2 separate regions of the Homo sapiens genome follow, and region 1 is linked to region 2. The links are chromatin loops, found by intact Hi-C in ENCODE. Cell type or tissue: heart right ventricle. All regions are shown on one strand. Each heading gives the region's core, and the rest is flanking DNA. Links, peaks and the distances in the headings are about the cores only. Region 1 has its middle 5.8 kb from the start of GRIA1. Region 2 has its middle 160 kb from the start of NMUR2.

Region 1 (9,505 bases), core at 17-8,016, 920 kb before region 2:
GAAGGAACTTTACAGATTTTTATCCATCTATCTTCACTCCAAACCTGTAAAGTGGCCATGAGCCCTGTTTTACAGATGAAAAAGATAAGACTTCTGGGATTAAGTCATAAAGACACAGACCTACTAAGATGTACAGTACAACCTACAAACTTGAGTGCTTTGGCCGTTACCAGTTGACTTACTGCCCTGGCCAGGACTCCTGTCCAACAGGAGATGATCCAGGAAAAGGAAAGTCAACTTTGTCTTTAGTAAGAAAGAAATAATAGACTTTGGACTCCATTTTGCTTTGCCATATGAATAGGCCATTTTATCCACAGACTCTTCACTTCCCTCACCAGGACTGTATATCATGTGGACTTGAGTGACAGCTACAAGGACTGGGATTTGTAAAAAATATCTGACCATGTACAATGAAGCCCCAAAATAGGAACAACTTGGAGGTCAAATGCTTTGTGATTTCCTATGCACTTTCACATATATTAATTAATTAGCTAAAATAATTTTTAAGGCTAATGTTTATTCACTATTTTGAATGTGCCAGGTACCATGCTAAGAAATGCACCTGCATCATTTATTTGTACAATACCTGTGTAGGTAGCCTCATGCCCATTTTATAGATGAAGAAACAGAGGTCTAAAAACTCACCCCAAGTTTTCACTGCTAATGAAAGAGATTGGGCATTTAAACACAGTAAATGCCACCATCAGGCCCCAGCTCTTAACTCTTAGGCTCTAATAACAGCAAGCACTGGGTAGGAACCTTCTAAAGGAAGAATAAGCATCAGCATAGGAAGATGAGAGAACAGAATCAGGAAAGATCACTTCTAAGGTCTCTGCCAACATTAAGAGTCTCTGATTTAATGATTCCATCTTTTAATTTCTCCATTTTCAGTTTTTGTATCTTACTACTTTGAATAGTACCTGGGGATCTTTTAGGTTCCCTAAGCTTTGTGCCTGGTAATAATAATAATTAGGCTGTCATTAAAGGCTTCACACCTTGCAATCACCTTTTAGAGGAAGCTCTTTAGACCCTTTACAAGCAAAACCTCAATGTCCCCCTGCATTAGGTAAGATTTGTTTTGCATACTTTGTAGGGAGGGGACTTTTAAGGGAGTCAAAAAGATGAATTTTCCATGGTCATTATAAATCATATAGTCAAGCAGATCTTCCTAAAACAGAGGTCTACGTCATTGCCCTGCTCAAGTATGGTCAATAGCTCCCCTTGGTCTATTAAATACATAGTTGTTCACTGATTAAATATAGAACTTACATATTTCAAGTGTAGGCATCTAGGTCAAACTACATTAGGTTCAATGTTTATTCCATGTTTCTTTATAATTCTCTTCATTTCAAATGTTGGTGGGGAACCTATTCTGTATCTCACAGGGTGCCAGGTGCTGGGCAATATGAAGAGGAATCAGACACAGTCTCTGCCTCAAGGCAGGTGAATGTGGCAGAAGAAGAAGACAGACGAACCCGGACAACTGTCACCCAGAAAGACCATGACAAGTGCTCTAAAAGATGTAAACACAGCAGCGGGGGAGCAAAGAAGGATGCAATCAGTGTGTCTGTCTGTGGGGATCCAGCAAGGCTTCAAAAGAACTGAGCCGTGAAGGATGAGGAGATTATAGGCAGTAACTGAGGACTGGGAAGGACATGCAAACCAAGGAAAGAGCCCCAGCAAAGGCTGGGGGCAGGAAAGAATGCCACGTGCTCTGTTAGCCTGGAGCCGGCAGTGCATAACTGGGAAGAGTGTACTGGGGAACTTGGAACTTAGAGGAAGTCAGTGTCAGGATTTGGAACCCACTGAATTCCTGGTGGACCATGATGAGCCATGGGGGCATTTTTAGTATGCTAGTTACAATAGCGGGCATGTGCATGAGAAAGAAAAGATTGACCACTGGTAGAAGGTGATTTTCTCATTTCCTCATCCTCAAAGGTTAGAACTACCTACCAAACAGCTTCATTTCCCTAAATAACTTATTTGACGTCATCCTTTATTAGCTCATCATGCTGTCTCTCTTTAGAGTCCCCAGTCCTATTTGCCATTCCCAAAGTGGCAAAGTCTTCAAAGTGGCTACATGATTAGCTTAAGACAGTGGTTCTCAACTGACAGCAATTTTCTCCCCCAGGGGATATTTGGCAAAAATGTCCAGAGATGTTTTTTGTTCTCACAATTATGGAATTGTACCCCTGGAATCTCATGGGTGAAGGCCAGGGATGCCACTAAACATCCTACAATTCACAGAGCATCCACCCCACAAAAAAGAATTATCTGGTTCCAAATATAAATAGCATTGAGGCCAAAAAACCTTCCTTAAGGGGACTAGTGATTGGCATGCCAGGGACTGGGCACCAGGACCCTGCAGCGTCCCTCCCATTATATTACACTGAAGAAAAATTAAGTTGATTATCTTTTAAGACTTTTCATATTTTAAAGTGGGATATCTGAAGATGGGTGCTCATTAAAGTCCAGCAGTTAAGTATCTAATGGAGGAACTCCAGGTGGCTGACATCCCATTGGAAAAGCCTCCAAATGCTGCTCAAATTGTGCTCTAGAGACAGCATGGCACCTACTCCTCAAATTAATTATGACCCATCCCAGCTCATATTTTTGGCATACTTTAAGTCCTCTTACCATGTAGCCAAAACAGTCTAAGATTTACTTATTTTGGCTTTGTTTTGACACCGCAAATCAAGGAGAATGGTGTTGGACAGGGATTACAAATGCAAATGCTTCCTTGAGCCAGGCAGGGAAATGAATGAAGTGAGCCAAGTTGGGGAGAATGGGGAAGACAAACGGAACTAGAGAGACTGTGCCCTGTTAAAGGTGGCCACAGGGACTCAATAGGCAGCAGATTATTACCATGAGGAATTGTAGGCCTAGAGTGGCTAGATCCTCAGATTCTTTTCTCAAGGAAAAGTAGAAATATGGAATATATATATATATACACACACATATATGGGATATGGAATATAGTGACTTAGGGAAAAAAGGGGTAGGGTAAGAGTAGTGCCTCTGAGCTTGATCTGACTGACAGGCCACGGAGTGCCAGTGGAATCCTGGAGACAAGAGTCCAACCACTTCTCATGCCCAGTATCAATTTAGGGGCCAAGTCCATTTCCTCTACAAGACTGTTTCCTCATCTATTAAATGACAAGATTAGATGTGGTGATGGCTACAGACCCTTCTGGTTCTGACACTCTGTAACTCCATTTGACAGCAGGGGCTGGGGTAAGGGAGAGAAAGGACAGATGTCAGGTCTGGGGAGGCCCATTCTCTCCTCTACCTCCTATTACCTGTGATAGTGGTATTGGCAAGTTCCTTCCCTTCTTGGACTAGTTTCTCCATCTGCAAAATATGGGTGTTTCACCAAGGTTTCTTCTGGCTTTAACATTTTAGGTTTCTAGTGTAAAGCAATTCAAGGGGGTGGGGGGACCATCAAATTTATGATCTAAGAACAGATTGCTGACAGCTAACCAACTGGCAAAAATGCAATCAGAGAGAGGGTGCCTCTGTGGCTTTAGAAAGGCCTTATTTTTAAAGATGTTTTAAAAAATAATAATGATAATATTTTTTCATGTTTTCTAGCACAATTCATACAGAAGGCTCCAAAATAATCCACAGACTGTGTGTGTGGTGAGAACACACCCCAAAGAATGTAATTACCCACCCTGGAGTTCTGCCAGGTTTAACAGCATTTTCTATCTGCTTTTTTTTCTTCTTCTTCTTTCAGTCTTCCCTCCCCTCCTCACACAAATGACAGCATTTTCATAAGCTCTCAGCATTACTAGGTAATTAGGGAGCCATGCAAGTTCTGGAAAACACCCTGGGGCAGGATCAGTGCCTGAAAAAAAAAAAAAAGTCTATTCCACGATTCCATGGGGAAGCTTCTACGCAGCACCATTGTTACTGGTAGAAATTGGAGGCACTGACTATTCCTTTAAATCAGCAATGCCTTCAGAGAGGCCACCTGGGCCACACTCACATGGGCGGGTGGCCACCATGCAGCATTGGCACCAGCTCTCCTGAGAGGCCCTGCAGCTCATCTGGCCCTAGTCTAGGAGACAATAGAGCCAGACCTTCACCGCCATCCTCCCCAGATGGGTGGTTCTGGATGAGCTATTTAACCCCTTTGTCTCAATGTCTTCATCTGGGAAGTGGGGATAATGAGAGGTTATACTTTGTGGGGCTAGAGAGGGCATTAATGACATGCTCCATGTGAAGGGACTGGTGAATCTCCAAACACACAGAAATGACTCTGCCAGCCATTCCTGTACAGAGGTGTGAAATGTCATTATTTTTGGTTAGAGTCCAGAGTCATCCTGGCATTGGAGGCCTTCCCTGTTGTTCCAATCCACTTCAGAAAGCTTCTCCTATAGCTCAGTGTGCCAGTCTTCTATTAAGCCTATGTCACTTCCCCCACCCTCAAAACATCTGCCCATCAGGAATACACAAACTTCTGCTGCTGGTGCTCCCCAACCTGCTCCTTCCCTCATCCCTCCAATCTCCCTACATGACACCTTCATTCACCTGATTGTCAAGCTAAGCTAAGAACTCCACCTCCAACCCATTAGCAAATTCTATGGGCTGTACTTTAACAATATAGAGCCCAACCACTTTCCACCATCGCTCCACTCCAGGTCATTCATTCTACCCATATCTCTCAATCTTTATCAATTCCTTATTTCTACTCCTTTTGTACACCCTCCCCAGCAACGTAATTTGCTCTCTGTATGGCCACCAGAGTGAAATTTTTAAAAAGAAGTCAGACATTGTCACTCTCCGGCTCCAAAATATCCCAGAACTTCATCCATACTTAAAGTCTGCAATCTGGCAGCTGGCTGCCTCTTTCACTGGTATCCTATACCCTTCCTCATTGGCATCCTCTGCTGCAGTCACACTAGCCTGCCTGCTGTTCATTGGACACACTAATCACCATCTTGTCCCAGGACCACTGCACTTGCTCATCTTTCTGCCTGGAAAGCATCTTCTGTAGAAATCCGCATTGCTTTTGCTCTCACTTCAGGATCTGGTTGGAAGTCTTTTACTACATCCAGCCCACCTGCTGCCATGATTTTTATGTCCCTTACCCTGCTTTTCGCTTTGCAGCATTTGTCGCTACCTATGGTACATAGTTTATCATTTGATCCATTACTAGAATGCATCTTATCCACTCCAGCACTTAGGACAGCATCTAACACACAGTGACTTCTCAATAAATACATATTAAAAGGATAAATGGATGGTCCTTATTATTCCCTGAAGTACCTTTATTTCTCTTGATCACGTTTTAATTTTTTAAGAACCAATGCAATTCCCATCTTCCCTACAATGCTCTCCCATACTGATTTTGGCCTCTCTGAGTATCTGTATTACTTACTGATTTTAATTGACATTTAACTTGACTCTTTCCACTTGATTTTCAGCCTCTTAGGGGTCAGGAATCATGACTATAATGTGAGCTAATTTTTTTTTGAGCACTTACATGTGTCAGGCACAGTGCCAGGCTACATAACTGCCTCATTTTGTGTGATGTTCACAACAACTCTCTGAAGTATGAACACTTATTATTCCATTTACAAGTGGAGAATAAAGGGTTGGGGAGGTTATGTTACTTGCTCAAGCTTATACAGCTATTTAGAGGCAGGGCTGGAATTTCAACCTAGATCTGCCTGGCTTCCAAGGCTGGTTCTCCTAACCACTTTTCTATATTGTCCCAAGGGACATGGTAAATTTGGTAAAATCACTTTGGTAAATTTGCACTGCACAGGCCCTTGGCAATGTGTACAATACTTCCAGAAAGGTAAAGGGCCTTGCCTGGGGACACATGACCTAGCACCGAGAGTCCTCGTATGTAAAACCCCACCCTGTAGTGGTTCAGTCACACTATTCTCAGGAAGGAGCTCTGAGAAGCCATTCAGAAAGCATGCATAAGACTCAAAAAATGAATGTGTTTCAAAAAATGAATGTGCCTTGAAAGAGAAGAAGAACCAATGTTCCTCTCCCCACATCCGATAGCCTTCTTTGATTGAGGCCAAACAGTAATTATGGTGCTTCTTGTAGTCCCCACCCACCCTCGTGGCCAAAGGAAGATTTTAATCAGTTTTCAGGAGACTTGGAACATAAATGATTCTAATTTACTGTCATATTTCTAGTATTAAATTTTGCTGCTTGCCTAACCTCTGGCCTCTCCTTTATTACTCTAAGGGAGACAAAATCATGCAGAAGAAAAATAGAAAGGCTAGGAATGGGACATTTCTCACGTGAAAGAGAAGCAGGTAGAATGTCAAAGTGGGAAAGACATTTTGAGATCCTGGAGTCCAGCACCTTCAATTTAAAAATGAAGTAGGATCTCAGGTTAAGTCATTTGCCCTGGGTCACCCAGCCAGGTAGCAGCAGATCAGAGACTTGAAGCCCAAGCTCGGCTGTGTGAGTGGTATTGTTCATGTTCTGTCACAGTGAGACCTGACGCGAGGCTCATTTAAAGGGGTCAAAGTAATAGCTACAAAAACTACAGCTTTCAGAAACACAAGAGAAGAGGCCTAAGTTAGATCTTTTAACAAGAGAAGGGGCCTAAGTTCGACAGATCTTTTAGAAGAGGCAGATGGAGTCCCTGGAGAATGTGATCTGCCCACCATTCCATAGCTCATGCAGTAAGTTTTCCATGAAAGACTTCTGAGATAATATTTCAGCATAACAGACAGGGAAGGCCAAATGATTAGGCTACAGACCACTACTTGACAGTTCGACTGGTAGAATAACTCTTATGTAGGAATAAACACAGGCAAGAGTTTGTAGTGTCCTTAACATAGACTTTTAAATAAAGCTTACCTCTCCCCTCCTCTATGCCTCACCTTGCATTCCTTCTTTCCCTACTCTTTTCACCTCTTTTGTGGACCCTTTGAATAAAGTATTTCCTGAACTCCTCATTCCCCATTCCCACCCTTCTTCTATCCCAATGACTGCTGTGGTGGCTTCACATCTTTAGGACCTGATTCAATAGCTGCCTGCTCTGAGCTGGCCACCATGCTCCACCATCCCATTTCCATTCTCTAAGTCAAGCAGAAATAGCATCTTGGCTCTTGTAGAATGGAACAGTGTGTAGGCATGGCAAAAGGGAATCAGCCTCCTTGGGGAAGTCAAGGATGGTAATATAATAATGTCACTTACAGCAGCTACCATTTGCCATCATGTGCTGGGCACCAGGCTAAGTACTTTATACATATTAGACTACTCCTATTTTACAGGTGAGGCACATCTTGGTCTTTTAGCCTTCAAAGTCAATCACCACTCAGCTCTATATGCCACAGAAATCTTCTAAAAGCATTATATGTCATGTTATTCCCTCATCAAACCTGTAGAAATAGTATTATTTAACTCTTCTTTATTTAACCAGTGATGAGACTAACTCAGGAGGCTAAAGCACTAACCTAAGGCCACAGAACCAGCAAATGGCAGAACTAGATCTTGAGACAGGTCATTTCCTCCCACGTGACACTGCCAGTTTCTGCATCCCATCATGCCCCTCACTTTTTGAGGGGTCAGTAGTCTTCCCACTTCACCTTTCCCCTGACCCTTGCAATCAGCCAGTAGGCAATGCTTTCCACCTCTAACTCTTGAGATGAGGCTCCCAAGCAGGGCCAATAATCTCAAGAACTTCATTGATAGTATCTCATATTGAAAATCATATGATTTTTGAAGTAAACAAAATCTGATTCTACAATATTGTCTTTTATTATTTTTAGCGAAAGTATACCATTTCAACTATAGTAATGTCAACCTGGCTGGGATAGACTTACCTAGAAAACTAGCCACTATTTATTTACAGCACATTTTGCTAAAAACCTAACCACTATTTATTTATGGCATTTTCTAGCTGAATATAAGAAAATATACTCCCTGAACTCAAAACAAGAATGAGACTTCAAATCATTGGTAAACTATTTAAGGCATAAGACTTCTTTCACTGGGGGAAGGTGGGGTCTCTAGAATCTTCCTCACCAGAAGGTACAACAGCTGGTGAGAGCAATGTGGCACCAGCCTTTGACTCCAGGGGGATGGAATAGGCAAGGAAGTACTTCAGCAGGGCAAACTGGCATCTGGTACAGGTGCCTCGCTTTGCTCTGGAGTTAAATGTGAGGACATACCTCTCCAGCCCCAACTCTCCAGAGCCAGACCAAGACACACCATGACTGCCTGCACCCTCTGCCAGCAGCACCAGTTAGGTGGCTCAGTCAGGAAAAGATCCCATGAGCATTCCCCAAAATGAATGGGTTCTATCACTGCCTGTCACCATCACATGGCAGTCCTGGAACAGGTAAATTCCTAGGGTATCAGGAAGCCCTAACAAAGGGCAGAAGGGAGAAACTAAAACAGAGGCAGAGTCTGAATGGCAGCCCTAGAGTATTCTATACTCCCTCTGATATAGAAATGCATGAGGAACACTGGGTTCCTATGCAGCTTTTGGCAGGACAGACATCTTGAGAAGCAAAGGCAGTTAAGATCTATGGCCTGGGACATAGGTCTTCCTGGATGTCAGATACCCAGGTCATTGCCTCAACATTTTCCACGATGTAGCTCAGTGGGTCCTGCACCTTTACCACAACTGGGCTATCTCTCCCATGCACTTGCAGAGCTGTGGCTGTCTGTGTCTGTGATGGTCGAGCAGGGCACAGTGATCCACTGCTGTAAAGTTTTGGGGGAAGAGTTGAGTTGGGGAAGGACTGAGAACACCAGGTGTCTTTCTCCATAGACTCTTTCACTCTAAAGTGTTCCTTTTGCCATGGTTCTCAGCTTCTAACTTCCAATAGAAAGAGCCTCCTGTTCCCCTCTAAAGCTGACCAACCCCTCCTGCTTTGCTATCTCAAGGGCCTCCTCCTCTGACTCACCTTCTCTGGGAGAAATGGCTTCAGCCTTTCAAAGCACTGAAGCTACTTCTCCCAGGGGAAGTCCCACCAGCAGCTGGCCTGTCCCTAGGGGTTGTGATCTCACCAGAGGAGACAGAATGACTTGGCCTGGGAGGAGTGTCCTGGGAAATGAGGGCCTCAAGGGACTGACCAGGAAGTCAAGACACTATTTCTCCTCCACTGTAGGATCCTGTTCACTGAGGAGCCACAGTGCAAGAGAGAAAAGTTTCTTCCAACCTGACTTCAAAGACAATGGCAACAGAGGGACTAAGGCAAGTAGGCTTTTCAAGGGGGGGTCTCCACACCTGGGCTTACTGGGTAGAGCCAGAATATCAGAGGCCTGAACTATTTCCTCTTCAAAATGCCACCAGGAGAGCTCAGGCACAGGCAGTAGGCCACTCTGGCTCCAGTTCACACATATAACCCTTGGATGTCCTTCAAGGGGTGGGGGAGGTGGAAACAGTGGTCAGAATCCAAAGCCACAGCCTGAACACAGGCCTCCAGAATGTCTGTCAGGTGTGAGGAGACCAAGATGGCAGCTCCCTGTCCTCATGCACTTCCAGCCTGCAGGATGAGGGGAAGTGGGGGTGGGATGG
Region 2 (9,832 bases), core at 750-8,749:
ATCTTAATAGAATCTACTGGGAAGCTAGTGGAATCAGTAGAGTAAGAGGAATGTGATTATTGTGAATGCCATACAGCAAAAGCAGAACATTGATGCAGTAAAGCATAGCATGTAAGAGCTGGCCCTGCAAGTCAGACCCTTGTACCTTCAAATTTCAGTACCACATTTTCTGAGATTTGTGAGCTTGATTAATTAAAGTAAAGTCTTTGAACTTCAGTTTTTTCAACTGTAAAAGGAGATAATACAACTTAGGGTTGATGAAAACCCACTGGTAAGCTTTTAATAGTATTTAAAGTGCAAAGATACATAGTATTTAGAGAAAGAAAAAGAGAAGAGTACTGATTGGTGTTCAGGACATAGTGGATGATTAGGTTCATAGGAATAAAAAGTAGACAAGAAAGGGAGAAATAATTCAAGTCGAATTATTTTACTTGATATGAACTTTTTGGGAAATGCTCATCGTTTTAGGTATAGGTAATACATCATTAAAACAAAGAATCAAATAGAGGAGAAGAATGGTGAAAAGTAAGCATTATTCCCTGTTTATCTTGAGCTCTTTAATTGATACTTTTGGCCACTCTAACAAAAGTGGTCAGTGATCACTGGCCAAAAGCATATTATTTGCATAATAAAGCATGAATTTAAACTAGCCTTTGCCATACAGGGAAGTAAGTTATATCAGGGTGCCCTGTGAAGGCAGCCCTGTGTATGGAAAAAGCATGAAAGGCTTAGCAAAGGTGAAAATTACAGTAAATCAAAACTTGATTCTTCCCAATGCTCTGTTTCTGAAAACTTTAGGTTTATCTTTGACTCTTTGCTTTCTTATCCCACATCTATTTCATCAGAGGGTATCATCTACTTTGCTTTTAAAATGTGTCCAGAATCTGACAACATTTTTTCACCTCTAAGGCTATCACTTTAGTCCAAGCCACCATGCTCTCTCAAGGCAGCATAACAACGGTCTTTGGTCTGCCTTTCCCACACTTATCCCTCTCAAGTCTCTTTTTCACATAATCGCTAGACAGATAGCTCAAAATCATATCAGATCATGTCACTCCTTTACTCACATTCCCCAAAGGCTTCCCGCTTACTCAGTTTAAAAAAAAAAAAAAAAAAAAAAAAAAAACAGGCCTATGTTATTTGACCCCATTACCTGCCCCTCTCCTTCCTGCTTGATCTCTTCCAGCTATCAGCTATGCTGGCTTCTTTGCCACTTCACAAGCACACCTAGCACCCTTCTCAAGGCCTTTATACCTAATTTTTCTTTTGCTGGATCATACTTCTTTTAGGTAACATCATGGTTTACTCTCTCACCTTATTCAGGCTCTAATAAAATAGGACCAACCCTATTGCTGTCTCTTTCCACCTTTGCTTTTTGTTTTCATAGCATTTATCACCAGCTGATGTAGTAAATATATTATTTTTGATTACTTATTTTCCCCCACCAGACTGAAACTTCATAAGGACTAACACTTCGTTTTGTTCTCTGCTGTATTCCCAGTGCCCAGGCTGTATACTCAATATGTTTTTTGTTGAGTAAATAACTACAGAGTCAGCCTTAGGAACTAAGTGTGGTACTTTATTGGTCTGTTCTCACACTGCTGATAAAGACATACCAGAGACTGGGTAATTTATAGAGAAAAAGAGGTTTAATGGACTCCCAGTTCCATGTGGCTGGGGAGGCCTCACAATCATGGTGGAAAGCAGAGGAGGAGCAAAGTCACATCTTACATGGTGGGAAGCAAGAGATAACTTGTGCAGGGAAACTCCCATTCAGAAAGCCATCAGATCTCATGAGACTTATTTACTACCATGAGAACAGTATGGGGGAAACCACCACCATGATTCAATTATCTCCACCTGACCCCACCCTTGACACATGGGGATTATTACAATTCAGGTGAGACTTGGGTGGGGACACAGCCAAACCGTATCAGGTACCTTAACTCCCTTATCATCTAACTTCAACCTTGGAATACTAAAGACCCATCAACCATGTAATAAAAAAATATATTTGAAGATATTACTGTTTATTGACTTAACACTAAAATGAGATGCTAAAAATGGAAATGTTTATAAATATACAAATCAATATCAAGGAAAAGCTGTGATATTAAATACATCCTAGGTTATTGGATCCTACCTACCCTATGCTGATTTTTATTAAAGAAAGCAGAAAAGGAATTGCAAGCCCCAAGTTGAAAATGAGAAAAAATTAAACTGAGAGCTCCTAGTTTAAGAGCTACTTCATAAATATAAAATCAATTTTTACCTCATTAAAAGTAATGATCAACATTTGCCATAAAGTTACTACTGAAGCAATTATACCCACTCATCTGCTATTTTATTTTATAAGTGTATTAATCTTATGAAAGTATTGTGGAAGTATAAAGTGGCATATAGCCAAACTATTTGAATGTGTTTCATATTTAATTTATCATATGATGGGGAAAAACATGTCCCTAGCCTGAACTCCTATTTCTATGAATAGTATTACTTTGACTGAGAGCTATGTAGATATTTCAGATTTTTTAAAAGTGAAAAGAAAGAAAAATATTAAGTAAATAATAGTAGATGTGTTATCTGGCTGTGGCAAAAAAAGTGAAGGTTGTTTTTGAGTTACTGAAGTATAGAATATACTGACACATAGTATTTCATTTTAGCCTTATACTAGTCCTGTGAAGAAGGTACTATTAATCCCATTTTTTTTTTTCAGTACAATATTGATACTCAGAGAGATGAGAACTACTCAAGGTCTCCTAGCTAGTGTTTTGCAGAATCGAGACTAACATCAAGTCCCCTGACAACATATTTGGTATCCTTTCTACTACTCCACATAACCAAAGGTCTCTTCCATCTCAAAACAAACAGTGATTGTCAAGAATTAGATCAGGATTACAAATGGACAAGTTATACTCTGGATCTGGCCCACAGAGGGGTTTTGTTCATCCCATGTTCTACTTTTTATAAAATTTATGCTTGTCACCAACACTTTTTACAAACCAAGAAATTGGGCATATTTTTTTTTCTAGCTTTATTTGAAAAATTCAGCAAGTCAGGAAATAAATGGAGGCATATATTTTCTAGAAACTGAAAACATCTCTAGAAACATGAAAACATCCAAAGTGGGTCTTGAGTCCCATAGATGTGCAAATATTCTCTAGAAACTGGTCAGCTATGTTTTTGATGCCTGACTGGCTGTTATAGACATTTTAAACTTTGAGACCAGTGGATTAAAGGATTATATGGCATCCTGGTTCTTCTCCTGAAAGGTGAACTGAGAAACACTGGGTAAAATTCAATTAAGTTACATTAACAAATCATACAAGCCCAACTCAGTACTCGAGGCAGAATTGGCACCGATAACTACTAGTGCACTTCTGTCTAGTCTGCTACCTTTATTCCCCTGTCTTGTTAAAAGGAATATTCTAGAAAAGACAAAGAGCCATCAGAGTCCAAAAGAGTCATCAAAAGAGCCTGTTAATCACCAGCATCACAATCATCTGGAAAGTTTGTTAAAATGAGTATTTTCTGGGCCTCAATTTGAGATGCATTTGACTGGATCTTGCAAAATAAACTCTGAGCCAGGGCCTCACCTTTGGATCACCTCTGAGTCCAGTAACTTTGGTTAGAGTTGTGTTTCAAGGGGTGGCATTCACACTGAAGGCAGTAAGAAAGGTGTCCTTGTAAATGCATAGTAGGGTAGCCCTTACTGACTTCCACACAACTGGGTTTCTAGGAGGCCAGAAAATGGCTGGAATGTAAAGTAAAAACATTTTGCAGAAAAACATATGGATGGATACCTCTATGGATAGACGGCAGAGAAGTCAAATTGAATAGGCCTTAGTAGCCACACATAGCAATTTCTCACATGCACCAGCAGCTGTAACTGAAGTCTTGGTCCATCAGGCCTAATAATCTCATATTGTGGCTAATACTTGCCGTCACTTTAAAATACTGCCTGTGAACGTAAATTCCCAAAACACCTCGGCCACACAGGTGAAATTTTCTTTTCTTGAAAGGAATCAAAATAATTCCCAAGGTGACTAAGTGTTAATTCCAAACTGATGACAACTTTTCACCAGCAAGGAGAGTCTCCTCATCTACCATGCTGCGTGAGTCCAAGTGATGGGCCATGGCAGCGCATAGGAACCGCAGCTAAGCCTCTGGAATTGCTGCCACAGGACCAGGAGCAAAACATACACCACGATCCCTCCATACCCCTGAGGTTCTAGCCTTCCAGTGTCTATGTGAAAATAATGGAAATCATAACTCCCTATGTTGGGTGCTGCTTATATCCTAGGCATGGAATACAGTCTGAGCTAGCCTTTCATGAATAGACGGGTTTCACCCCAGTAAGACTTGAGGAAAAGGTTGTAAAATAGGGAAGGTGTGCCACTTACTGCCTCGCCACTACATGGTGTTATGTGAGTTTCAGCCTACTAAAAATACTGCACTTGATTCTTATCCTATTTTATTTAAATATTCAACACTAACAAGAACACAATTTATTTGCCATGCAGGTAGTTAGAAAGCAATCTTGTTCCACACTGGTAAGCACCACGAAGACATCTCCAAGGAATAAGACCACACAAAGACTGTCTGTGGGTATTGTTCAGAATAAATTCAGCTCCTGGCGTGAGTAAACATGCAGTGCCCCCTCGTGGTCACAAGAGGCCACAGGAGCATGTCCAAGGTAAGAGCAACAGCTTGGAAATGGGGCCCCAAACAGGGTATTTGGTGTGATTGATGGTGCTGATTTATAAAGCCGTTTTTCCCTGCTTACATGGCACTGCAGTAAGTTCCAGTAGTCAGCTTGTTTGTCAAAGTGAAAATCTCAAAAGCACCCATTCCTCCTTTTAGAGGAGCATGGTCTTCCATTTTACCAAATCTTTCATTTGTTTATCAAAGAAACATACATTCACTCAACAAACATTTACTGATTGCCTACTAAATGTGAAGAATTTTTCTGGGCATTGGGAATATCGATGGGAAAAATAGAAACAGTCTTTGCCCTTGTAGTGATTGTTTCATGAACACTGGGGATACATATGTTAATAATGATTATGACTTGAGTTTAACTGATTGCAAAATAGAGTGACAGGTTCATACTTAATCCTCATTACAGATGTAGAAAATAAGGCAAGAAGTCATGCTATCACCACTATGCCATTCCGCCACCCTAGATCATAGACTGTGTTGGAAGGACTCCACGAGACCATGAAGTCAAACCCTTTCAATGGTAGTGGTGGCAGAATGCGGTTGTGATCAGGAGTATGGACTTCAGACCTGGAGCGGTGGCTCATGCCTGTAACCCCAACAATTTGGGAAGCCAAGGTGGGTGGATCACTTGAGGCCAGGAATTTGAGACCAGCCTAGCCAACATGGCAAAATCCTATCTCTATTAAAAATACAAAAATTAACCACTTGTGGTGGTGCACACCTGCAGTCCCAGCTACTTAGGAGAGACATGAGAATTGCTTGAACTCAGGAGGCAGAGGTTGCAGTGAGATGAGATTGCACCACTGCACTCCCGCCTGGGTGACAGAGAGAGACTATCTTAAAAAAAAAAAAAAAAAAGAGTATGGACTTTGGGTTGCAAAGTCAGGATGACCCACATTTTAGCTCTGTGGCATGTGCAAGTCACTTAATCTAAGTCTCCATACTCTCCTCTTTTTGATGAATATTATAACATTAACTTGTAGGTTTGTGGTGATATTAAGAGGATCCAAAAGTAAAATGCTCAGGTAAGCAAGTGTCAGAGGTGTTTCAGGCAGTGAAAGGGGACCATCATTCTGGGGGGCAACAGGGAGTTGCTCCATAAACCATTGTTCCTTGTACACTTGCTTTTCATTTTTATCTAGAAGGTAAAAATGTGATATTCACAATACTGCAGAACAAATAGAACTGTGACTTTCATTTCACATTGTACTTTTGTGTTCTTTTCAAGGGTTTGGCACATTCCGAGTCATCCTATTTTTCCCTTCTTTAGTATATCATAGGAGCACATTTAGATGTTGTACTAGCTCTTTTGGGAGCACATGAGGATGCCTACCATCCCCATACTGATGCTACACTTATGGTGACTGGCTCATGGCTGGGTTCAATAATGTTAGTTAATATTGAAAAATATTACTCTTCATTTAATATTATAGGCAATATTATTAATAGCATAATCAATACTACTATCATTACTACCTTGATCAGATCTGCCTAAAATGGCCCTCAGGCAATAAAATGGTAGCCCCAAAATCTATGATCTTAGTTCAAAGTATGTCACATCCAGATCATTTTGGACACTGCCCCTGAGAATGTGATCCCATATGGAGTCAGAACACACAAAAGCAGTAAAATCTTCCAGGCCATAATGAGTGGTAGAGTCAGGGCCATCACAGATGCACAGTGTCACACTCCTTCTTTGCCTTTAAGATGAAGGATTTTATGGTGGTGGGGAGAGGAGTTATTAAATTGTGAAGGCAGAGTTGAAAGGAAACTAAGGATGACCTATTCCAGGTGTCCCTTATTCATGAACCAGGCAGATAACACACACTTGTGATCTGGTTTGGAGGTGAGACCATGATAAACCAAGGAGCAAGTAATGCCCTATCTTGTGAGAGTAGCCACAACTCAGAACTGGATCATTGTTTTTAGGTGGGAATGAGCACATGCCTTTGCCAGCTCTGCAAATATACTAAAAGAAGTCAAAACTCTGGAATTTATATGTTTCCTGGTTTTTCAAAGCATACTTTGTTTCTATGCAGGCCAAACAAAGCAGGTCAGAGACCAAAATTCAGCCTGCAGAAATTTTATTTGCCATTCTGACCTATTTAGTTCCCCATATTTTAAAGAATGAAACCTGAAGTTTAGAGAGGGGAAAGGGCTGTCGTCACATGGTTAGTCAACAGTAAAGACAGAAGAAGACAAGAGAATAATCTGCCCCTCATTTTAATAGGGAGCTAATATATTTCTCAGATATTATCTTTTCCCTCTCACACATCTTGTTACATCTGCCATTTATGAAAAGACTCAACCACAATGACCCAAGTAGGGACATTTCATCTACAGTTGGCCTCTGTTTTCCAGAAAGTGCCAATTTCAGGGAAAAAAAAATCCATGCTGATTTGGGTAAGAAATGCAGCCCAGATGGATCAAAAGCGCTTAGAGAAAAGAAGGTTGCATTATAAGCTGAATTATTATTTGTGTGTCTACAAGTAGCTTACATATGGAAAGAGCTATTCAGTCAATGTAATGAGACTTGGGGCCATAATCATCTTTAAATAGGAAAAAGGAAGGATGGAGGAGCTTAATTACCAACTTAAGATTCCTACTGGGATTTGGAAAGTTTGCATTACAGCCCCATTTTGAGAACTAACTAGCCAGTGACTTGGAAAAGTCACTTTGGCTCTGCAGCTCTCCTGGGATGATTAATCTCCCCTACCCTGAACATCAAAATGATTAAACTTTTTCTACGTATTAACGTAAATATCTAGCAAATCTGACACCTAGGACAAACAACAGAAAGCTCAATGCTGCATTGGAGGGATCCACGAAGCAAGCAACATGGGACCTCTTACCCTTGATCTTGGGTGTTGGAATCTCTCTCTCTTCACTGTCATGAAGCAGGCCCTGGTGCTGAGGCAGAGCCTGGCACTGCAGCTAAGGAGGTGTTGTGAAGAGAAGGGGACAGCTTGCCAAGTAAGAACAGTGTATAAAAACTTACCCCCACCTTTAAATACATTAAGAAGTTTGCATCCTGTGAATTTCAGGATCCTTGCTCTCCAGGTCCAGTTCATGGCTGTATCTGAAGGGAGCCATTTTTCATATCTCTATGTCCTATACTAGAATGATGCTTTTACTATTCTAATGACAGTCACTTTTATTGCTTCCCCTTATACAACTGAGCAGTAGAAAAGTTGGGAGCCCTTGACTCCCAGAAGTAGAAATATGAATGGAGAGATGATGTGGCTTGCCCAAGTTATGGAGCCGGTGAGTAGCAGAGATGCAGTCAGGCCTCAGGGCCAGCTCCACACCCCGTTCTTCTTCCCTGACTTAGAAGCAGATGCTCCTGTGTTGGGGACCAACTTCTTCCAACCGTGAGCTCTCTTTTCTATGAAAGGGGCTTTGGTGACACTGTTTTAGCTTCACACTAGTCACCTTTCACTCTACAGCATGTTTCTAATTAGTATGAGAGGGAGGGAAAAAAAGAAATGACACTTTGACGCTGGGGCAGAAGGAGGAGGAGTGAGAGAAGGATTAATTGTCTCCCAGCTGTCAGAACAGTAATTAAATTCAGGTTGTTGACTCCAGCCTTGCTTCAATAATGTGAAATGAATCTCCAAATGCATCCACATTTCCACGGCCTTTTGCTTTTGTGCTGAAAGCAGGATGGCCCGAACAGCATGCAAACAGAGAGTGACAGGTCCTTGGCCAGTATCCAGCTCCAAGCAGCTATTTGGAGCCGAGCAGGGCTAGGGGCTCCCTAACTTTCAGTGTTCTTTATAAAACAAAAACACTAGACTTTTGTATTCATGCAGGGTCACCTATGGAGGGAATGAGACTAAAGCTTTAGGAAGTCTTTTTTAAAAGAAGAGACAAGCATATTATTCTCAGTCCCAGTAATTTTAAACCATTCCAAAGGGAAGTTAGGGTTTTGTAATCAATGATGTTAAATTGCAGATGTGGAATCCCCAGCTCCTGGGCTAGGGGGTTCTGGACTCTAACACAGATTGACATTGACTCTGTCTGACTTTAAGCACAGTGTATTTTGCCTCTGGACCTCAGAATAAATTTCTGTCCTAAGATTAGACTACAGTAATCCTTTTCCAGTCCTCGATTCTATGACCTTCCCACATTCCATGAAAATCTATTCATGTCTAAGTATTTCAGGCTCTTTCCCTAATAAAATTGTAGCTACGGAATGATCTGAATTTTCCCCTGGCCTTGAGATACTTAGAAAAAGGGATGCCTACCTGTGTAGGTAGGAAATAATAGCTTGTCAACACATCATGAACTTTAATGATTCTAGACTCCCCTTGTACCTGGCTCCCTGATGCCAGGAATTCATTTTGGTGGGAAAAGTCCTAATGCCCTCAGAGTCTAAGTTTAAAACCCTTGAGAGAACTCAAAGGCCATCTTCCCAAGGTACAGATGACTGCTGTCAGAGTCTTCCCTTCAGCAAGTGAAGATTCTGGAAATAGCATGCAATTCCTTGACATCTAGGAGTGGAGGTGCCATGAATAGGGGTAAGAGGACAAAAACAAAGGGTGATTCATGCACTATCTTGTCCCAGGCCAGCTCTGACTAGCAAGACTTGTTGCCAACAGAAAATTTCATGTTTTTTTCCTGAAAAAGAAACAGCAAGAGAAGAAACACAGAGCTTGAGTCTTCGTCATCTTATCAGAAAACTAAAAACAATGGTAATTCCTACAGAGAACTATTATTGCAAGCATCTAAGAAAGGATGCAAAATACTTTTGAGTATGCTATTTCATTGGAACGATAGTGTTGAATATTTGTGGAACAGAAATGAAAAATAACTTTTACAGAGGAACAAATATGGGCCAGATACTCTAAGTACTTTACTTGCACTACTTTATTTAATCCCCTTATGATATAAATACTACCTATCCTTCCTCCCTATCCCGCAACTCACTACTGTGAAGCCCGAGGTTTAGAGAGGATGTCATGGACTCAAGGGAAAGCACTTGGCCAATTATGAATCCAGGATTTAGGTAAATCTTTCTGGTTTCAGAAGCTGTATTCTTTTTTGTTTTAGATACAGGATCTCACTCTGTCACCCAGGCTGGAGTGCAGCAGCACGATCATAACTCACT

The links. A loop is a pair of places that touch in the nucleus more often than their neighbours do. Peaks named below come from ENCODE experiments on the same cell type or tissue, not always from the same donor. Only the 100,000 strongest peaks of a DNase experiment are listed, where the experiment ranks them.
Region 1: it touches region 2 in a loop (4-fold over the local background); 6 of 110 quality-filtered maps call a loop at or near these places.

The regions. Positions count from the first base shown.
Region 1 is chr5:153,480,110-153,489,614 of GRCh38, reverse strand. No RefSeq gene overlaps it. Among named protein-coding and RNA genes, the nearest start is that of GRIA1, 5.8 kb to the left of the region's middle. In heart right ventricle, for the core only: no CTCF peak of the experiment used is centred there; no DNase peak of the experiment used is centred there; H3K27me3 peaks cover 974 bases.
Region 2 is chr5:152,555,545-152,565,376 of GRCh38, reverse strand. No RefSeq gene overlaps it. Among named protein-coding and RNA genes, the nearest start is that of NMUR2, 160 kb to the right of the region's middle. In heart right ventricle, for the core only: a CTCF peak has its summit at 4,655 (motif pointing left); a DNase peak (open chromatin) is centred at 4,656.